Linked DNA regions of Homo sapiens: region 1 is linked to region 2. A link is a loop called in an ENCODE intact Hi-C map of the cell type or tissue named here. Cell type or tissue: B cell. All regions are shown on one strand. Links, peaks and the distances in the headings refer to the core of each region. The heading gives the core; the rest is flanking DNA. Region 1 overlaps RHBDF2 (rhomboid 5 homolog 2). Region 2 overlaps QRICH2 (glutamine rich 2).

Region 1 (4,373 bases), core at 80-4,079, 220 kb after region 2:
AATCGCTTGAACCTGGGAGGCGGAGGTTGAAGTGAGCCGAGATCACGCCACTGCACTCCAGCCTGGGCGACAGAGCAAGACTCCATCTCAAAAAACACACAGACAAAATAAAACAAAGCTGCTGATGGAGGCAGGCAAGTGGCAGCAGCTGGGCGGGGATGCAGGTGCCTTCCACATCCCAGGGAAGAGGCAGCAGCTCCCGAGCCTGGGGCTGGACTGCAGGCTTTGGGGCAATGAAGGGAAGGGGGCACGCACAGCAGCCGGGCCCCAGTTCTCCTGCTCCCTCAGCATCGTTGTGAAGGGGAGGAGTCAGAAGTGGCCCCTGGGGGCCAAAAGGCCCTGTCCATTTGGGGTCAGACACCAGGACACTGGAGGGTTTCCGGGGTGGGGTGTGCACCACACAGTGCCACAGCAACACAGGCTCGGTGGGAACTGCCCTTTGCTGCAAACGTTCATGAAAGTCTGCCTCTCTGCATCCCGGCAGCCGGGTTTTCACGGGTCCTTGGAAGCAGTGGTGGTCCAGCACAAGCCCAGCGGTTGGGGCAGGATGAGATGCAGCCTGGGGTCTGTGTGAGAGGTCCGTTTCACTCCTGCTGGAGGCTCCTTGACACTAAGGTGTGACCAGGCCATTTCCGTTTGTGACTGTCCCATGTACACAGACAGGGCACTGTCCTGTGCTTACAAAGTAGGAGCCCACCCGGTTTCCACCTGCCTCCAGACAGTGAAAATCTGTCCCGATGGCAGAAGACAGGGTCACAGGCCCATCTCTAACCACTGTGCGATCTTGGGCAAGCCACTTAACATCTCTGAGCCTCAGTTTGTGTATGCATAAGATGCTAGTATCCTCCCAGGGTCTAAGATCTATGTGACTTTGTCACCATGAACGAGGGCTCACCCCAGGAACAGCTCAGCTGAGGTACAAGGTCTCACCTATTGTACAGAGAGGTAAGCACCTTGCCCAGTGCCACCCAGCCAGAAATAGGCCTGGACTGGCTGGGTGTGAGCATGCAGAGCCCAGGGAGCCGACGGCATCCCTGGGCCCTCACCTCGACACACTCAGAGCGCTTCTGGAGGCCCAGTTCTGCCTCCGGCTGCATGGAGCCCCTCAGCAGGGAGGGAAAATGCCAGGCAGACACTTCTGAGCTTGTAAACGGTCATTAAGGAACTAATAAACCTGATTTCCCAGAACGTTGCCCTGGGGCTCCCTGCTTCCCAGGGAAGAGGCTGGCCCTAGCCCCAGTGACTGCCAGGGTTTCAGGACACGGGGACACCAGGTTGCTTGTCCCAAGCAGGCCTGCAAAGCCACGTGCTTATGGCCCACACCTTGCTTCGGGGCAGCGTGGAGCTCTCTTGCTGAGGAATGAGGAGGAATAAGGGGCCAGAGATGGGACTCAAACCTGCCTGGGCCACCTACCTGCTGGGAGACTTTGGGCAAGTGGGTGCTGCAGAGCCTGCCTCCTCTGCTGTGAGATGGGTTGATGCCCCACCACGGAGGGAGCCAGGGAAGATGACAGCAGATATGAATGTACAGTGCCTGGCACACACCCAACGCCCAGTTGGAAGTTTCTTTTATTCCTGGCTGAGCTCTGCCACCATCGCTCACTTAGTCTCTATCTGAGCCACGAGCCCCACAGGGGACAGATCTCTATTCGACAGGTGGGGAAACTGAGGCTCAGAGAGATGAAGTCACCTGTCCAAGGTCCCACAGTTAGGGAGGTGGTGGGGCTACAACCCCAGCCAGGGTCCCGCGCTCTTAACCTCCACACTCTGCAGCCTCTTGCCACCCTGGAACTGGTGAGGGGCAGGAGAAAAAGAACGGGTGAGGACTCTGAGTGTTTGGGGTGCTGGAGTGAGTCCTGCATGCAAAGGCCTTTGATTCATGAAGAAGGGACAGCACCTAACTGCCTGGGCAGCACTGCTCAGCTTGCAAAGGACTTTTACAGACATGATCTCATTTAGTTGAGGCTAAGGGTGAGAGGCGGCTGTCATCATCCTCACGGGCTGGCAAGGTCAAAAGGGGCTTAGGCCAGGGTTCAAAGTCCTGTTCCCACTCCAAACCCCACAGCAGATCCTCAACCCTCCTCTTCCAGATCTCTTTTTTTTTTCTTTTATTTTTTGAGACGGAGTCTCGCTCTGCTGCCCAGGCTGGAGTGCAGTAGGGTGATCTCGGCTCACTGTAAGCTCTGCCTTCTGGGTTCAAGCGATTCTCCTGCCTCAGCCTCCTGAGTAGCTGGGACTACAGGTGCATGCCACCACACCTGGCTAATTTTTTTGTATTTTTAGTAGAGACGGGGTTTCACCGTATTAGCCAGGATGGTCCCGATCTCCTGACCTTGTGACTGCCTGCTTCAGCCTCCCAAAGTGCTGGGATTACAGGCGTGAGCCACCGCGCCTGGCCCCAGATCTTCTTATGACTAAATGGAGCTGACAACCTGGGGAGACCCACTGGGAGAGGGAAAAGGGTTTCTTGCCAGAGACCGGGGCAGGAAGCCATCCCTGCACCACCTGCTGGCACAGGGTTGGCGGCCACACGGGGGAGGCAGAGGAGAAAACCAAGACTTGAGGCAGCTTTACCCTGCTCCCAGCCCCAGGAACCTACGCCAGGGAAAGCACAGCTGAGGGGCACCAACTCCATGAGCTGCCCCCCACCCCACTGTCAGTGACACACACACACTGGCAGGCCAGGAAAACCCCTGGGCAGAGGTCAGCAGTTCATGCCCAGATGGAAACCCACCCTCACTTCCCTTGGCCAGCAAGGCACTGAGGTCCCCCTACCCCAGACACAGCCACTCCTACAGAATAACAATAACAACAGTGCCACTGCTCCATATGCGTGTTCCCATCTAGTCCTTGACAGCCCACGAGGCAGGGCCTCGGCCATCTCCCAAGTCTGTGCCATGGACCGGCAGCCACGCCCCTACCTGAAGCCACCCTAACACCATTATCACGATGGCTCCCCGCACTGCTCCTGCCATGGCCGGGCACTGCACTGCAGGCTGCACACCTTTACCACGGGAGTCCTCACCTCACACAACCCTCCAGGTAGATTACTGTTAGTGAGCCCACTGTGCAGCTGGGGAAACTGAGGCACAGACTAATTAAGTGAACTCATCCTACTGAGCACACACATGGACGACTGTGCCCAGCAGCCCCTGGACCTTGGCCCAGCTCCTGAAGTTTGGAATCCTCCTCCATCCTTTTCTGCTGGTCACAAGGTTCCCCTCACACTCCAAACAGTGTCTCTGGCCCACCTCCTGCACTGCCCACTTGGCTGAAACCACTTTCCTGCAGGAGCCGGGCACTGGGGCTGGAACTGCCTTCCAGTAGCTTTTGGACCACAAACAACTCCCAGCTGGGCGCCCGGATACATTTGCTGAAGGAGGGGCCGTGGACACGGTGGCGCTTTGTACTTCCCGGAAGATGTGTTTTTCCTTACACCCATCCTAGGTCTCCTGGGAGGCAAAACGACGTTCCGGGCAGGCTTGGTTTCCCTGTGAAGCCGCCCGTGCCCTGAGAGCTGTCCCTGCCTAGCCACCACCACCGCCGAGGTCAGCCTGTACTTGGGCAGGCGCAGACGTCCCCGCCACTCCTCCCCCAGCCTGGCTCAGCTGGATAGGAAACTGGGAGCCGCTTCCGACAGCCAGCGCTTCCACAGCCGGTGCAGATGCCTGAGCTCACTCTGGAAATCCCCTGGGGCAGATGGGGCAGCGCCGAGGCCTGCTCCAGAGTGCGAGGCACAGAGATCTGAGGAGAGTGTGGAGGGGGAGAGGCAGCCAGGAGGGCACACGTCTTCCCTGTGCTGTGCCAGCGGCAGGCGGGGGCCAGGCCCAAAGGGAAGCACCAGCCAGCTGAGCCATGCCACTCGCACACTCACGGGCAGGCGTGCACAGCTCCTTGACTTCTGCTGTCATCTGTCACCTTGTCTGGGGCAGAGTTTACACAGCAAGGACAGAAACCTTGGTGGAGAGGCCACCACAGTATCCAGAGCTGAGGCCACAGGAAAAACAGCACCACTGACCCCAGAGCAGGACTCGGGCCCCAAGTGCGTCACCCAAAGCATTTGTAGTGTGATTTATTCCTCCTCTTATAGGAACAAAAGTCCCCCTCCTGGGCTGGAGAGAAAGAGAGTGTGTGTGTGTGTGTGTGTGTGTGTGTGTGTGTGAGTCTGTGTGTGTCTGTGTGTTTGTGTGTGTCTCTGTGTGTCTGTTTGTGTGTGTCTGTGTGTGTGTGTGGTTACACCAGGTACAGACAGGTAGGAGTCACTGAGGGTTTGTTCGTGGGGCTCTTGGGTGGGGCCTGAGGGTGGGCAACTGGGTTCACACCCGAGCTCCACTGCCGACTTCCTGAACAACTTTGTACAAGCCTGGGTGCTC
Region 2 (4,322 bases), core at 1-4,000:
TCTGCTCCATCTGCGCCAGGTCACCCCGAGGGAAGGCGCTGCCCAGCTTGAGGCTGCAGGGTGTGAGCAGAACAGAGGGAGGGTTGGCCCATGGCGGGGGCCTTGACCTTGTGTAAGCCGAATCCTTCAGTTCCGGGTCCCTTTTGTGCAGGACCCAGCTAGGCTGGGGGTCGCTGGGCAGCTTGACCCCTCAGCAGTAGTCCTTTCCACAGCATCTGAGGGCCAGACTTGCCGGGAAGGCTTTCCTCAGATGGGGAAGTGCAGGCCAGCCAAATGGAAGAAAGCCCTGCTGCCTGTCTGCAGCTGTGGGTGGAGGAGCTGAGGGCAGCCCCGGGCCTTCCCATCTCGGCGCACCTGGCCTAGCATACCTGGAACCCACAGGGCTCCAAGAGCAGCCTGAAGTCCTCTGAACTATGGACTCCCATCCTTAGGAGAAGGGGAGCAGCAGAGAGGTGGGCAGGAGCCGGAGGGAGCATGAGATGCCCACCGCCAGCCTCCTTCGTTGGCTGAGCCCACCCTCTGGCTGAGCTATACCGGACCCTCCCCCCACCGCTCTAATCCCGGGGTTGCTGAGACAGCCGAAGGCTGAGGAAGAGGTTGAGAAGTAGAGGAGCTCTCAGAGGCAGCTGGCGCCCTTGACGAAGTCCCACCGTAACTCCCAAAAGCAGGTGTGACTAGGTCTGCCTCCTACGCTCATGCCTTGGGAACTGCCAGGGAGCTAGTTCAGAAATCGGCCTGCGGCCCCCACTGTCCCATTCCAAGGAGGAGGCTCTCCACACTGTCCCACAGCACTGCCTTCTGTCACGTTCCGCTGGGCCCTCCGGAGTCATCCCTGTCCCCTGCCTTCCCCATCCAGAGCCCTGGCCCCGGACCCATATGTCCCATATGCTGTCCCATAGCATACTTGCGGCTATGCTGCCGGACCTGCTCCAGTTCAAACACCGTGTAGGGGCGGATGGAATGGTGCCCAGGTAGGCCTGGACCCGCGGGGGTCACGGGGATGGCACTGGGCAGGGACAGAGGGAGAAGGGGCGGGTCAGAGTGGGACAAGTCCGGTCCCCCAAATCCACCTGCCTAAAGAACCTTCCCACCCGCCCCCGGCCTGGAAGGGAGCGAGGGCTGGAAGCAGACACATGAAAGAAAGGGAGAGGACAGGTGGACACAGGTGAAGGGAGGAGACGCAGCCCTGCCATGCGAGGCCACGTGCCGGCGGTGTGGGCACTCACTGTCCAGTCACAGGTGTCTCCAAGGGCCGGTCACATGAGAGGCAGTGGAAATGTGCCAGGAGCTGCCTGTTAGGAATGGGACGCACACGCAGGGTGAGTGCTCTGCCCGGAAGACCCAGAAGGGCTTGGGGCTCTGCAGGCCCCTGGAAGCTCAGCCCACCAGGGTGCAGATCATGTCCCTGCTCCCCAGGAATCCATCTGCTCCCACCTCTGGGCTCACATCCCAGACCTCCCTGTCCTAACCCAAAGCCAGCAGGCTTCCCATGGGCCCCTGAGGGTGCCCTGTGCAAGTCTCGGGCGCCCCCTGGCGGCCACGAATGGGAATCCTGGAATTCAAGCCTACCACGGGCCAGGTCCTATGGGCCAGGCCCCCAGGAGCTGTCTCAGCTCTGGGTACTGAGGACCTCTCCCTGTCCCAAAGGCCCAGCTTAGCTCAGCCAAACCCTGAGAGCCTTAAGCCTCCCCTCCTCCCTTTCTCTGCTGTAATACGAAGGGGCCTGAGCTAGAAGAGCGTTTCAAGCTCTAAAATTCTGTCCCTCCAACCATGGGACAGTCCTGGGCAGGATCCGCTGTGTGCTGGCAGGAGCTGTTTGTCTGGAGACCCCCAGCCCCCTCTGCCCTCACCCCCTGAAGAGCGTGCCAGCCTCCTCCCCTGCCTCCCAGGCCTCACCTCCGCATGGCAGCCGCCTCGTCTGCCTGGTAGAGTGGGGGGCGCTCCCTGAGCTGCTGTCGCAGCGATTTCCACCGATCCTCCAGCAACTGCTTCACTGGGTCCAGCTCCAGGCGGTCCAGCTGTGGCGGGGAAAGAGGGGCCAGGGGACCTCTAAGGAAGCAGGTAGGGGGCTGACCCAGGAGAAGGTGGTGCTGTCCCGATCCTGGGGGCAAGGCTGTGGGATGGAGAGCCCCGCCATGCCCCTGCCTCACCTTGTTGTCCATCTCTGTGAGCAGCCTGTCCAGCATCTTCTGCCAGTCCTGCTCCTGCCCGCTCATCTTGGCCACCAGCTCCTGCATCATGTGGTTCAGCTGCTCCGTGGTGGCATCAAACTGGACACGGCTCACTTTGGTGGCCAGAGCACTCTTGTCGGCTTTCTGCCCAGAGACAGACAGAGGTCCCCGCATCTGGGAGATGGCCATGGAGGGGCCCCATTCCCTGGGGGTGTCGACCCCTATCACCAGGCAGGTTTCTGAGAGCCCACACTCGTCTCGCCAGCTCCCCTCCACTCAGTCTCTCAAAGAACAGTCAGCGAGACCGCCCTGGGACACAGCGTGGCTCCTGGGGCCTGGCACCCACCACATCGATCTCCATCTCCAGGTGCTCCCTGTTGGCCTTTTCCTTTTCGAGCTTCTCCAGACCCTGGTACAGCATCTGGGGAGGCCAAGTGAACAGAGAAAAAAAGAGCCAGCAGCTGCGGGGCTAGGGCACCACATTGAGCCCCGGCCCCATCCCAGCCACCCTGCGGCCGCTCACAGCAATGTCCTTCTGTTTCTGCCGATGGTCCTCGATGAGGTTGCTGGTGGTGATGTTGAGCTTCTCGCAGTCACCCTGCACCTGCAGGATGGCACTCTGCACACGGCCCAGCAGCTCCTCGTCCTGCGGCAGGAGGGATGGGAAGGCTCTCGGAGGCTGCTGGCGCGATCCCACCCCCTGCTGCCATAATATTGCTGCCCCAGGTAAGTTGGCCCTTAAAACATCTGCAAGGCTGGGAGCGGTGGCTCATGCCTGTAGTCCTGGCACTTTGGGAAGCTGAGGTGAGGCGAGAGGATCACTTGAGCCCAGGAGTTCAAGAACAGCCTGGGCAACATAGGGAGACCCTGTCTCAAAAACAATGGAAAACAATTTTCCACTAACAGTGCGGGAGGCCCTCTGTCTGCCCTTTCTGGGTGTCCACCCCCACAGGACACAAGCGTCAGTCACCTACATCCCCATGGACTAGCCTTGTGACCCTGGCCTGCCGGTCAGGGGTCATTAGAGGTGATGGAGGCTCAGGAGTGATGTGCTGTCCCGGGGCACTTGAGAGCTGGGCTGTGGGCTTTATTCTCCCCTCCTCTCCTGGCCCAAATCTGAGTTCCTCAGCCCAAGAGGCAGGACCCAGGATTTGTGGCTGTGCCCGCCCCCACCAGCAAGCCTGCCCTTTCTAGGGAAATTGAGAAGGGGTTGGAAGACTCGCGTGCCAGGGAGTCAACATCTCCTACAGTTGGGCCTGTGTCTCCAGGGCACGCGAAGGGCACTGATCTGTCCTCAGCCGGCCTGTGCTGTCCCACCCCATCAAGCCAGCTCTTCCCCATGGTCTCCTGTCCCCAAAGCTAGTTCTGCTGCTACCCTCGCTGTGGACCTGCAGAAAGACCAGGGACTCTTGTGGGATCTGGCTAAAGGGCTCCGCCACGGAGAGCTGACCTTGAGGCCCAAACACCCGCCCCACTTCTGTGGGTCTGCAGCAGGGTGGCCCTCCTCTGTGGGGCCATGTCCAGTTGCAGCAGGAGGGAGGCGAGCAGAGCCCCACCTGTCTCTGGAGCTTGGCCTTCTTGGAGGGTCGGGAGACGGCCAGGCTGTTGACCATGTCTTGGAGTTGCTCATAGCGCCGCACCAGCGTGCTGACCTGATGGCTCACATCCAGGCTGCAGGCTGGACAGGTGGCCTCAGGGTCGATCTGGCCAGGAGCCAAGGTGTGGGCCTTGTGCGGGGCCATGCTCATGGACAGGAGCGTGGAGGAGGAGGTCAGCATGCTCTCAATGATCATCCTGAGCTTGTCCAACTGCGTGCAGGAGAGACGGCAGCAGCAGGGCAGTGAGGCCAGTCACGGCCACGCTCTGCCCATGCTGGCACTGCCCCTAGCCTGTGTGCCTCTCCCCTGTCGTGCCCTGGGCAGTTGCTGCATCCTCAGTGCCTCCCAGAGCATGTGCCATCATGGGCATCTATCCAGTAAACGGTGAGTAGAGAGAGTTCTCCGAGAACACAGTGTCAACACTGAACCAAGCCCTTGCCAGAAGAAGGCCTCTGGAGCTTTCTCCAGCCAGCCCACCAGCTCAGCATGAGAACATCTCTTCTTTAGCTAAATCGTAAAGTGCTGCTGCCAGTTAGCCGGGCCATAAACACAC

Evidence for each region. Hi-C counts contacts between places; a loop is a spot of excess contacts. Peaks named below come from ENCODE experiments on the same cell type or tissue, not always from the same donor. Only the 100,000 strongest peaks of a DNase experiment are listed, where the experiment ranks them.
Region 1: it touches region 2 in a loop (2.1-fold over the local background); 3 of 110 quality-filtered maps call a loop at or near these places.

The regions. Positions count from the first base shown.
Region 1 is chr17:76,494,663-76,499,035 of GRCh38, forward strand. The region is part of intron 1 of RHBDF2 (rhomboid 5 homolog 2); the gene reads right to left. Among named protein-coding and RNA genes, the nearest start is that of RHBDF2, 4.6 kb to the right of the region's middle. In B cell, for the core only: CTCF peaks have their summits at 2,411 and 2,613; no DNase peak of the experiment used is centred there; H3K4me3 peaks cover 1,643 bases; H3K27ac peaks cover 4,000 bases.
Region 2 is chr17:76,278,137-76,282,458 of GRCh38, forward strand. QRICH2 (glutamine rich 2) reads right to left here. Exons shown (of 19, transcript NM_001388453.1): 8 at 3,728-3,979; 9 at 2,695-2,817; 10 at 2,518-2,592; 11 at 2,151-2,315; 12 at 1,897-2,018; 13 at 1,227-1,292; 14 at 905-1,006; 15 at 1-53. Among named protein-coding and RNA genes, the nearest start is that of UBALD2, 15 kb to the left of the region's middle. In B cell, for the core only: CTCF peaks have their summits at 1,525 (motif pointing left) and 1,724; DNase peaks (open chromatin) are centred at 425, 1,505, 2,225 and 2,735.